Regions from separate parts of the Homo sapiens genome. Here region 1 is linked to region 2. The links are chromatin contacts, found by Hi-C or POLR2A ChIA-PET in ENCODE. All regions are on one chromosome and are shown on one strand. The core of a region is the stretch at or near the end of the contact, and the rest is flanking DNA. Distances in the headings are between cores, read along the strand shown. Region 1 holds the start of RTN4RL1-AS1 (RTN4RL1 antisense RNA 1). Region 2 overlaps SERPINF2 (serpin family F member 2).

The links. A loop is a pair of places that touch in the nucleus more often than their neighbours do. ChIA-PET counts read pairs that join two places held with the same protein, here RNA polymerase II (POLR2A). Pooled maps may share reads with other maps.
Region 1: a pooled map shows a loop between it and region 2 (2.3-fold over the local background). The contact joins the promoter of RTN4RL1-AS1 here to the enhancer-like site in region 2. A Hi-C loop is called at or near these places in 1 of 50 pooled maps. POLR2A ChIA-PET finds 5 or more read pairs at or near these places in 3 of 52 experiments (CD8-positive, alpha-beta memory T cell, WTC11 and activated naive CD8-positive, alpha-beta T cell).

What each region holds. Positions count from the first base shown.
Region 1 is chr17:2,016,086-2,021,846 of GRCh38, forward strand. It overlaps RTN4RL1-AS1 (RTN4RL1 antisense RNA 1), which reads left to right and starts at 1,631. Exons shown (of 2, transcript NR_135642.1): 1 at 1,631-2,022; 2 at 3,100-4,621. All of the region lies in intron 1 of RTN4RL1 (reticulon 4 receptor like 1), which reads right to left. The region is part of intron 1 of LOC105371486 (a long non-coding RNA gene); the gene reads right to left. RefSeq lists an enhancer at 2,228-2,337.
Region 2 is chr17:1,749,192-1,754,367 of GRCh38, forward strand. It overlaps SERPINF2 (serpin family F member 2), which reads left to right. Exons shown (of 10, transcript NM_000934.4): 9 at 3,395-3,599; 10 at 4,931-5,176. Among named protein-coding and RNA genes, the nearest start is that of SERPINF2, 8.9 kb to the left of the region's middle. RefSeq lists an enhancer at 3,079-3,639. Within about 2 kb of position 3,585, at least 14 of the 41 ENCODE cell types and tissues checked have a DNase peak (open chromatin) inside an H3K27ac peak, as active enhancers do.

The sequences.
Region 1 (5,761 bases), core at 381-2,880, 260 kb after region 2:
AAAAACCTTTGAAGGCCGGGCGCGGTGGCTCATGCCTGTAATCCCAGCACTTTGGGAGGCCGAGTTGGGAGGATCACCTGAGGTTAGGAGTTCAAGACCAGCCTGGCCAACATAGTGAAACCCCGTTTCTACTAAAAATACAAAAATTAGCCAGTTGTGGTGGCAGGTGCCTGTAATCCCAGCTACTTGGGAGGCTGAGGCAGGAGAATCACTTGAACCCAGGAGGCAGAATTTGCAGTGAGCCAAGATCACACCACTGCACTCCAGCCTGGGTGACACAGCAAGACTCCATCTCAAAAACAAAAACAAAAAACAAAAAAAAACTTTGAAAGACCATTGATCTAGTCATATTACAGATGGGTAAACTGAGGCCCAGAGATGAGGAGACATGTCTGGGGTTCTACTGAGTCCGCCCCAGAGCTGACCGAACACAGCCCCAGGGTGCCAGCTCCGTTGGTCTTTCCACAGCCCCACAGTTCCTGGAAAGGAAAGGGCCGTGACAAGGGCAAAGCCAGGGTTGCATACAGGGCTGCGGTGAGAGACGGAGTCTGGCAGCGTGTGATGAGAGACAGAGAGACGCAGCGTGTGGCATGCGGCACATGCCAGCGACAGGCGGCAGCAGGCGGGCAGGCGGGAGGCCGGGCTGCAGCGCCAGAGCATAGCCATTGTCCCCAGCGTCCGGCCTGCCCAGGTGCCCCTCACTGGCCATCAAGTGACCTCCCTCGGCCCTGCCTCCCCTGAGGCTGGCCAGCTGTAGACCCCAGGCCCACCTCCACACGTGCTCCTTCCTTCTCCCAGCTTGCTCAGACAAGCCCATGAATAGAACATTAAAGGCAAAACCTTCTAAAAGGAAAAGCAGCTCCCTGGTAGGAGTCACCCCACTAAATGTCAAATGCAGAGCAAGGCTTCTTGCCTTGTGCGCTTCTCACTCATGGAGTCACCTTAGCCTCCATATCCCCATCATCCTATCGCCGTATAAATAAATCATGGTCAGAAGAATGCCAATTTCCCCCCAGGGCCTCATGAATCTCTCAACATAAGCATATGTAAAGGCCCCCTTCACTGCGTGCTGGTCCTGGTGCCCAGAAAGAGATAGCAAATCCTGTGGGGATGATTTTGGAGGCAGAAGCAAACTTTCTACCACCTCAGTGGGCTGAAAGTTGGGAGCCCAGCTTTTGTCCTGATTTGGGAAAGACCCTTGCTCACGTAGTTGTCACCATGATGCCACTACCCTCTGGAATCAACTCAGTGAGCTGCCAAGTGGCCCATCGCTGGGGGCTGCAGTGGTCTGTCCCCTGGCAGACATGTCACGAGTCGTGCCCACCCACCCCCTGTGAGGGCGAGCCACACACCCACTCAGCAAGTGTTGTTCCTGACATGTGGCACACACAGCGCTGGCCTGCCCACTCCTGGGAGCCCCTGCCCCCACTGACTGGCTCACCATCGTGCCACGGCACCGAGCCCTGCCAGTGGACCAATGGTGTGGGTGCCAGCAGAGGCTCTGGTGCACTAGGGTGTCCTGCTCTGCAACAGTGACCTCTGCCACACACACTACAGGGAGCCTGTTGCATGCTTTGCCAGGTGTGTTTCTGTACATACACACACACACACACACACACACGCACACACACTATGGTACCAACTCTTTTGCTGTGCCAGCACAGAGGTCTCCAGAGCGACTCTCCTGAATCAGATAGCAGGGGCTGTTTGCAGTTTCGTTTCCACGCTTCGCTGACTGGTTAGACAGTGATCACAGGTTCGGAAGCACGAGCCTCACCACAGCGGAGGAGGCCTCCACTCTGAAGCGGGATTCCACGCTCCTGCACCCTAAGATCAGCTAGACTCTCTGCCTTGTTTCATCTTCTTTCTTTTCCTAAAGAATCACGGGGAGAACTGACCTCTCTGGGACTCAACCGTGGCTGGAAGGGGACAGGAGAAGCCCTTTCTGGAGGACAGCTGAGCCCTGCAGCTGCCATCCTGCCTGGCAGGCTAGGGCTGGGCTGCGGGAAGGCCCCCCAGGAGGTAGGGAGCACTACAAGGCAAGAGGGGCAGGTATAGGTGGTGGAGCCAGTGTGTTCCGGGGCTGTGCTAGCAAGTCCATCAGGTCACCCTGGAGGGAAGCCAGGGAGAGCAAACCATGGGGAGGGCTGAGATCCCAAGCAGAGCACAGCCCCCCAATAATCCATGGCCCTGGGCCCTCCTCAGGGGCGTGAAAGCAGGCAGGAGGGTTCCTGGCCCACTGTCCCATCTCTGTCCCCAAGGAAGAAACCAGGGCAGGAGACAGAGGTGAGGACTGTGTCTTCCAGACACCGGGGGAGAGGGAGTAGGAGAGGACATATGAGACAGCAGCTCAGGCCCCAGGAGTCCCAGATCCCAGCCAGAGAGGCTCCTGAGGAACCGCAGAGGGGAGTGCATAGGAACCACCAGCAAGCTCTGCGAGAAGCCAGAAATGAATCAGCAGCGCCCAGCGCCCCACAAAACAAATGTCAGAGAAATCAAGACAGATGGGCACGTGAGACAGTGGAGCACAGAGGTCCAGAGGGCAAGGGAGACGGTGGGCTTGACAGACAGAGCGGGGGCTGCATCCTGACTCAGCAGTGCGCCGGCTGGGTGGCCCAGGGAAAGGGACTCCAGCTAGCTATGCCTCAGTTTCCTCATCTGACACGGAGGAATGAGCACAGACGGATCCTGCAGGGTGGGGGTGGAGGTGGCATGAGATAAGGCGTGGAGCACACTCAGTGAGGCTGTAACAAGTGCTCAGTAAACACAAGCGGCTATTGGCAGCATGTGGACAGTGACGGGCAGGTGGGGAAGAGCAGGTTATTGCCTGCTGCCTGTTTCCAGCTAGCATCCATGTCTCCTCCCAGCAGGCTTGGCTGGGCATGCTCTGTGAAGCCCGAGGTGGCTGGGACTCATTCTAGTGATGGACACCAAGTCAGCGGGCTCCTCTCTCCAGTTCCTCGACATCCCTGGAGGCCCCTCTGCTCCTGCAGCCCTAGCCTTGGAGCTGATGGTTCCCTCAGTCTTCTCCAGGCCTTGGGGGGGGCCCTCACGCTAGGGTCCCTTCCCAACTCCTCTCTCTGTCTCATTTCTGCCCAGGGAGGTCCGGCCACTGCACCCCGAGGAAAGGGCTGCTTTCGGCACTCTGCGTGGAGGTCCTGGCTTCTGCCGTCCCTGGAGGCTCCGTTCCCGTTTCGCCAGCTATTTTGCTGCCTCGGCCATCTGTTCCCTCCCTGTCATCTCCTCTCTGCTTTAACCTTAACCACTACTTCACTGCAGATGGTACCAGGCAGTTCTGCTCTCGACATCCTTCACGACGCCTGGCCCTCCTTCTCATCTCCAGCAAGTGAACCGCTCTGTCCTTTTTAAAGCCTCATCCCAAAGACACGGCCAGAGCTTGGAGTTGGATTCGCCCCACACAACTCCCCCTCTTTGATGCCATCTGCTTTCAACTCCACCACTGGCCAGGGGCAAACACCTACCCCTTCCCCTGCCTTTTCCTCCTGAGACTTCTTCTCAAACTCGGCCAAGAAGCTCTCCTGGCATGGACAGCGTGTCTGCTCCGGGTCTCTACCTGGTCTCCATCAACAGAGCCATGTAACCGCCCAGAGGGCTCCAGGTCCGCAAGCTGAGGCGGAGGCCAGAAACTCTGAAGTTCACTCCTACTGTGGAGGAACGAGGGCTCGTGCTGGGAGTTTGGGTCATGAACAGTTTCCCTGTAGAAAATGGACCTGAACACTCTGCAGTAAGGAATTGTTTCCCATGCTGGCATGGTGGGAACCGAACCAAAACACATTTTCTATGTTGTCTGAGCTCACAGGGAACATCCCTCTGCTGTCCTTGCTGTTATTCTGGCATGCTGGTGAGAAAATGCATGCATGGGCTTTACTTAGCAACTCGCTCTGCCTCTCCTCTCTGTCAGGGCGCTCCCCTAAAATCTCTCCTCTTGACGTCTTTTTTCTGGCATAAGGACCCGGAGCTTTGAGGAGCGCAGCAGCCCAGAAGCTCCTAAGGAGAGAAGCTGTTTTGGTGAGATTGGTTCCACCAGGCTACATGCCTTGACTGGGACAGAAATGGGCTGGGAAGGCCGAAATTTGACTTCTGCACCTGGATTTGGGCTAAAAAGTCTCACAGCTCAGCCTCCTTGATAAGGGTTCTTCTATCTCCCCTCTATACTTCCTCTGCAGCAGAAAAGAGTATCTTGGCCGTGCAGGGAACGCTCTTCTCTCACTCTCGCCACTGGGGTTAAGGGCAGCTACATTACTATAGCTCCAAGTCTTGGTTGCCCCCAGAGAGAGGCAGAGATGTAGCCTGCCCACATCTGGACACTTGAAGACTCTCCAAACACCTAGAGGAGCTGTGGATTCAAGTGAAGCAACCATCTGATGCCACCACGGTCCCTCCTTCCCTTTGCCTTCCCTTCTTCCCACAAAAGAGAAGCCCAAATCCGCCACCAGACCAGCCCATCTGCCCGTGGAAACCAAGGGAACCAAATGCATCGTACTGGGTTGCAGGCCTTAATCTAGCTCTCGCTGAATTATTCAGGGATGGCATTAACTTATAAATGAGTGTGTTTGACTGATTTTGTGGTTGATGTACAGATAAAGTCTAATGAAAGACAGTTATAAGATTTTAAATTATTAATTAGACTGCCACTTAACAAAGCCTATTTGGCACTCTATTTTCTTGCTTAACAAGACAAAAACTTTAAGGAAAGGTTCTGTATTAGCCCAGAGGCTCTGGATTTGCATTCTGTTTTCATAGCTCTACACAGGAAAGCCACGGGTCCCGACCTTAAGTAGAGGCCACTTCTGGCAAAGCAAACCCCCCAGCGGGCCGCCCTTCCTTCCTGGATGTTGCCGGGTGGCTTGGGGCCTCGCTTGCCCTGCTGCCTCTCACCTCTTAACCAGAGGCTTGCTTTTAATATCCCTGGTTTTGCCGGCTAGGCCACGAGATGGAGAAGCAGGGAGGGCAGCTGCTGAAGCCTTCAGCTACCAGCACTGTCAGCAGCTTGGTCCCACTGGGGTTGTTCTAGTTCACAGAGGTGGGGCTGTGGCCAGTAGAGTCCTTTCATTAAGAGATGCAAGGCAGTCCCCCTCAGTCCTCCCAAAATGTCATGCCAGGGGACAGCTTTACTAGGACAACCAGGAATCAGAGAGATGATCCTTATGGCCCAAGGTGTGCTCCGCCTTCCTCCTCCTCTGGGGCTTCATACCACTGCACCCCTCACTGCATAGGGCACCCCATTATCAAGACCATGAGCCCTGCCCTTTGCAGAAAGATGAGGGGTTTTTTCTCTTCCCTCCTTCCCACAGGATCTAGGGAGGGCTACCCTTTCTTCATCTTTCAAACCCTTTTCAGAATCATAATTAAATTATTACACTCCCTCAGGTCCAGGACCCCACATAGGGCTCTGCATATTATAGGCAAGAAAACAGCAAGAACTATTTAAACACATCCTATACCTTTTTTTTTTTTTTTTTTTTTGAGACAGAGTCTCGCATCTTCTCCTGGGCTGGAGTGCAGTGGTGCGATCTTGGCTCACTGTAACCTCCGCCTCCCGGGTTCAAGCAATTCTCCTGCCTCAACTTCCCAAGGAGCTGGGATTACAGGCATGAACCAGCACGCCCGGCTAATTTTTGTATTTTTAGTAGAGACGGGGTTTCACCATGTTGGCCAGGCTGGTCTCGAACTCCTGACCTCCGGTGATCCTCCCAACTCGGCCTCCCAAAGTGCTGGGATTACAGGTGTGAGCCACTGT
Region 2 (5,176 bases), core at 2,335-4,834:
CCCAGGCAGGTGGATCATAAGGTCAGGAGTTTGAGACCAGCCTGGCCAAGATTTGAAACCCCGTTTCTACTAAAAATACAAAAATTAGCCAGGCGTGGTGGCAGGTGCCTGTAATCCCAGCTACTCCAGAGGCTGAGGCAGGAGAATCACTTGAACCCAGGAGGGAAAGGTTGCAGTGAGCTGTGATTTTGAGGTCAGGAGTTCGAGACCAGCCTGACCAACATAGCAAAGCCCCGTCTCTACTAAAAATACAAAAATTAGCCAGCCATGGTGGCGGGCGCCTGTAATCCCAGATACTCTGGAGGCTGAGGCAGGAGAATCACTTGAACCCGGGAGACGGAGGCTGCAGTGGGCTGAGATCGCACCACTGCACTCCAGCCTGGGAGACAGATTGAGACTCCGACTCAGAAAAAACAAAGGCTGGCCTTGAACTCCTGACCTCAGGTCATCTGCCCACCTCGGCCTCCCTAAGTGCTGGGATTACGGGCATGAGCCACCAGGCCTGGCCTTATTTAGGCATTTTAGAGTGGTAAGGGAGAATTCTGTGAGGAGGGGGCATTGAATTGAGACTCAGGTGACCGTTGTTGATAAGGGTTTATTACAAGGGCCCATGGACTTTGGGGCAGCACAGGGACCACCCCACGGCCATGTAGCCACTCAGGGTCTCTGCAGCCCCCAGCCTGGGAGATTCCACGGGGCGCTCACACAGTGCTCCTTAGAAAGGAGGATCTGATTGGATTGGATTTCTCAGCATCTTGCGTGGAACATTCTGATTGGATAAACTTCTTTTTTTTTTTTTTGAGACAGAGTCTTGCTCTGTCACCCAGGCTGGAGTGCAGTGGCACGATCTCGGCTCACTGCAGCCTCTGCCTCCTGGGTTCAAGCCACTCTCCTGCCTCAACCTCTCGAGTAGCTGGAACTACAGGCATGCACCACCACGCCTGGCTAATTTTGTTCGTTTGTTTGTTTGTTTTTGAGACGGAGTTTCTCTCTATCGCCCAGACTGGAGTGCAGTGGTGCAATCTCGGTTCACTGCAATCTCTACCTCCCGGGTTCAAGGGATTCTCCTGCCTCAGCCTCCCGAGTAGCTTGGACTACAGGCGCCCGCCACCATGCCCAGCTAATTTTTGTATTTTTAGTAGAGACGGGGTTTCACCATATTGGCCAGGATGGTCTCAATCTCCTGACCTCGTGATCCGCCTGCCTCAGCCTCCCAACGTGCTGGGATTACAGGTGTGAGCCACCGTGCCCGGCCAATTTTTGTATTTTTTTTTTTTAGTAGAGACAGGTTTCACCATGTTGGCCAGGCTGATCTCAAACTCCTGACCTCAAGTGATCCGCCCGCCTTGGCCTCCCAAAGTGCTGGGATTATAGGCAGGAGCCACTGCGCCCAGCTCTGATTGGATAAAATTCCGTGCCAGGCTGTCTCAGGTGTGGCCTCTCTTGCTTCTAGCCTAAATGTGGTCCCCTTGGCCTGGGTATTGATCCCCGGGCCAGACAGCTGTGGCTGAGATGGCTGTATTTGTTAGCTTCCCAAGGCAAGTGTGACACAGAGCACAGCCACTTCTGCAGGGAGGAGCCAGAAGCCACTTGGGCAGCCCTCCTGGGAGGGGGCTGTGGGTGAGGCTGGCCCGGGAACGCGTCCTGGCTTCCCTGCAGCTCATTCTGAAAGGCCAGTCTGATCCACCTCCCCGAGGCTCCCCTTTCCTGCTTCCCCTTTCCTCCAGGCTGTGTCCTGCGTACTCTTCCTTCATCCTTCGTCTCCTTTCCTTAGGCCCCGTCAGCCTTTCTTGTCCTCAGGCCCTCTGCAGACAGGCCCAAACAGCCAGAACCCGGGGCTTATCCTCCCACGGGCAGGGGTTCTCCACACGGGTACTCTGCCTGGAACCCAAGGAGTCACAGCTGCAGGAGGCCCTCGAGCCCTGTGGTGTCCACACTGCTTTTGCTGCAGAATCCCTTCAAATCAAATCTTAATGGCTGGGCACGGTGGCTCACGCCTGTAATCCCAGCACTGTGGGAGGCTGAGGCAGGTGGATCACCTGAGGTCTGGAGTTTGAGACCAGCCTGGCCCACATGGTGAAACCCCGTCTCTACTAAAAATACATCAATTGGCCAGGTGAGATGGTGAGCGCCTGTAGTCCCAGCTACTCGGGAGGCTGAGGCAGGAGAATCACTTGAACCCGGGTGGCAGAGGTTGCAGTGAGCCAAGATCATGCCACTGCACTCCAGCCTGGACAATAAGAGTGAAACTCTGTCTTGAAAAAAAAAAAAAAAGAGGCTGGGTGTGGTTTACAGGCTCATGCCTGTAATCCCAGCACTTTGGGAGGCCAAGGCAGGTGGATCACGAGGTCAGGAGATTGAGACCATCCTGGCTAACACGGTGAAACCCCATCTCTTCTAAAAATACAAAAAATTAGCCGGGCGTAGTGGCGGGCACCTGTAATCCCAGCTACTCGGGAGGCTGAGGCAGAAGAATGGCGTGAATCCACGAGGCGGAGGTTGCGGTGAGCCGAGATTGCGCCACTGCACTCCAGCCTGGGCGACAGTGCGAGACTCCAACTCAAAAGAAAAGAAAAAAAAAGAAATCTTAAGCCAAATCACAATATATTTACACAGCTGGCAAAGTCACAAGAGGGAGGTGTGGGAGGGTGGGGCGGGCAGCACTCGGCAGTGGCTCACCCACAGAACCCAGCTGTGGTATGACAGCCAGTGACCCTGTCTGTGGTACATCTGGAGAAGCTGAGACAAAGACAGGCGATTCCTTACGCCGGGTCACACGGCCAGCTGGTAGCCGGTGAAGAGAGAAAACCACCAGGTATTATTGAGCACCGTCTGTGACAGCGGACACTGCTACAATGTTGTTTTTTTTCTTTTTTTGAGACGGATTTTTACTCCTGTCCCCCAGGCTGGAGTGCAGTGGCTTGATCTTGGCTCATGGCAACCTCTGCCTCCCGGGTTCAAGCAATTCTCCTGCCTCAGCCTCCCGAGTTGCTGCGATTACAAGCGCCCGTCACCACAGAAGCCCAGCTCATTTTTGTATTTTTAGTAGAGATGAGGTTTTGCCATGTTGGTCAGGCTGGTCTTGAACTCCTGACCTCAGGTGATCTGCCTGCCTCGGCCTCCCAAAGTGCTAGGATTACAGGCGTGAGCCCCCATGCCCGGCCACACTGCTAGAAACTTTAAAAGCATCTCATTCGGTTACGTGTCCGCCTGCAGTGGGACAGGTAGTATGACTCCACCCCACTGTGAGGAAGTGGAGGAGCAGTGGGGTCAGTCACACGCCTGGCAGGATGGCCAGGAGCCCCATTGTCTGCCTTAGGAGCACCTGCTGGCCCCACCCCCACTTAGCTTCGGGGCTTTCTGTCCTCATGCTCTTCCCTTCCCTTTTCTGTAGGTGGCTCATTTCCCCTTTAAGAACAACATGAGCTTTGTGGTCCTTGTACCCACCCACTTTGAATGGAACGTGTCCCAGGTACTGGCCAACCTGAGTTGGGACACCCTGCACCCACCTCTGGTGTGGGAGAGGCCCACCAAGGTCCGGCTGCCTAAGCTGTATCTGAAACACCAAATGGACCTGGTGGCCACCCTCAGCCAGCTGGGTAAGGAGGAGGGTGCGGGCGAGCCCCCGAGGTCAGGCTGGGCAGGGCGGGTAAGGAGGAAGCGTCTGGCTGGCAGTGGAGCTGAGTCAGAGCTGTCCTGTGTCCTGCTCTTTTCCAGGGCTTCGGGAGCGGGGAGAGGGTTGAATATGAGCCCCCAGACCCTCTGTCCTAGAGGAAGTTGGGGTGGCCCGGGGAATGGGGCTCTGCTTTGCTGCCCAAGACCTCGCATTGCAAGGAGAGTCTGGGTAGAGAGCCTGGGATGGCATGTGAGCCTCGCTGGCTTCCCTGGAAGGGGAAGGAGGAGAAGCTGGGGTGTCACACTGTTAAAGAAATGCTGGGTGGAGTGGCTCATGCCTGTAATCCCAGCACGTTGGGAAGCTGAAGTGGGTGGATTGCTTGAGCCCGGGAGTCCGACACCAGCCTGTGCAACACATTGAAACTCCGTCCCTACAAAAAATACAAAAATTAGCCAGGTGTGGTGCATGCTACTGGGGAGGTTGAGGTGGGAGGCCCTCTTGACCCCAGGTGGCTGAGGCTGCAGTGAGCCATAATTGTGCCACTGCACTCCAGCCTCAGCAAAAGAACTAAGACCTTGTCTCAAAAATAAAAATAAAGGCCGGGCATGGTGGCTCACGTCTGTAATCCTAGCACTTTGGGAGGCCAAAGAGGGTGGATCACCTGAGGTCATGAGTTTGAGACCAGCCTGGCCAACATGGCCAAACCCGTCTCCACTAAAAATACAAAAATTAGCCGGGCGTGGTGGCGCATGCCCATAATCCCAGCTACTTGGGAGGCTGAGGCAGGAGAATTGCTTGAACCTGGGAGGAGGAGGTTGCAGTGAGCCGAGATCACGCCACTGTACTCCAGCCTGGATGACAGAGTGAGACTCCATCTCAAAAAAAAATTATAATAACTAAAATAAATAAATAAAGCATCTATCCTTCAGCCATTTGCTAAGCAGCTGCTGTATTCCAGGCACTGTACCAGGTACCGGGAGCCCACCATGTACAAACAGCTGAGTCTAATGGGGTGGGCAGACGAGCAATCACATACTTACTACAGCATAAGCGATAAGACAGAGAGGGCTTCTCTCCAGCTCACCTGGGAGAACACTGAAAATGTACCTTGGTTGGACTTTAGAGCTGGGGATCAGGGAAGGCTTCCTGGAGGAGGTGGTGTTTAAGCTGAGTCTTGGAAACCGGATAGGAATGAAGCAGGTATCTGTGAGTTCAAGCTGTTCCCTGGCCAGGATCTCAGACACCCTCCCAAGCAGCTCCAGGAGCCTGTGAGGCCAAGGGCAGCTCTGACCAGCCATCTCTGGCCCTGGGCAGGCCTGCAGGAGTTGTTCCAGGCCCCAGACCTGCGTGGGATCTCCGAGCAGAGCCTGGTGGTGTCCGGCGTGCAGCATCAGTCCACCCTGGAGCTCAGCGAGGTCGGCGTGGAGGCGGCGGCGGCCACCAGCATTGCCATGTCCCGCATGTCCCTGTCCTCCTTCAGCGTGAACCGCCCCTTCCTCTTCTTCATCTTCGAGGACACCACAGGCCTTCCCCTCTTCGTGGGCAGCGTGAGGAACCCCA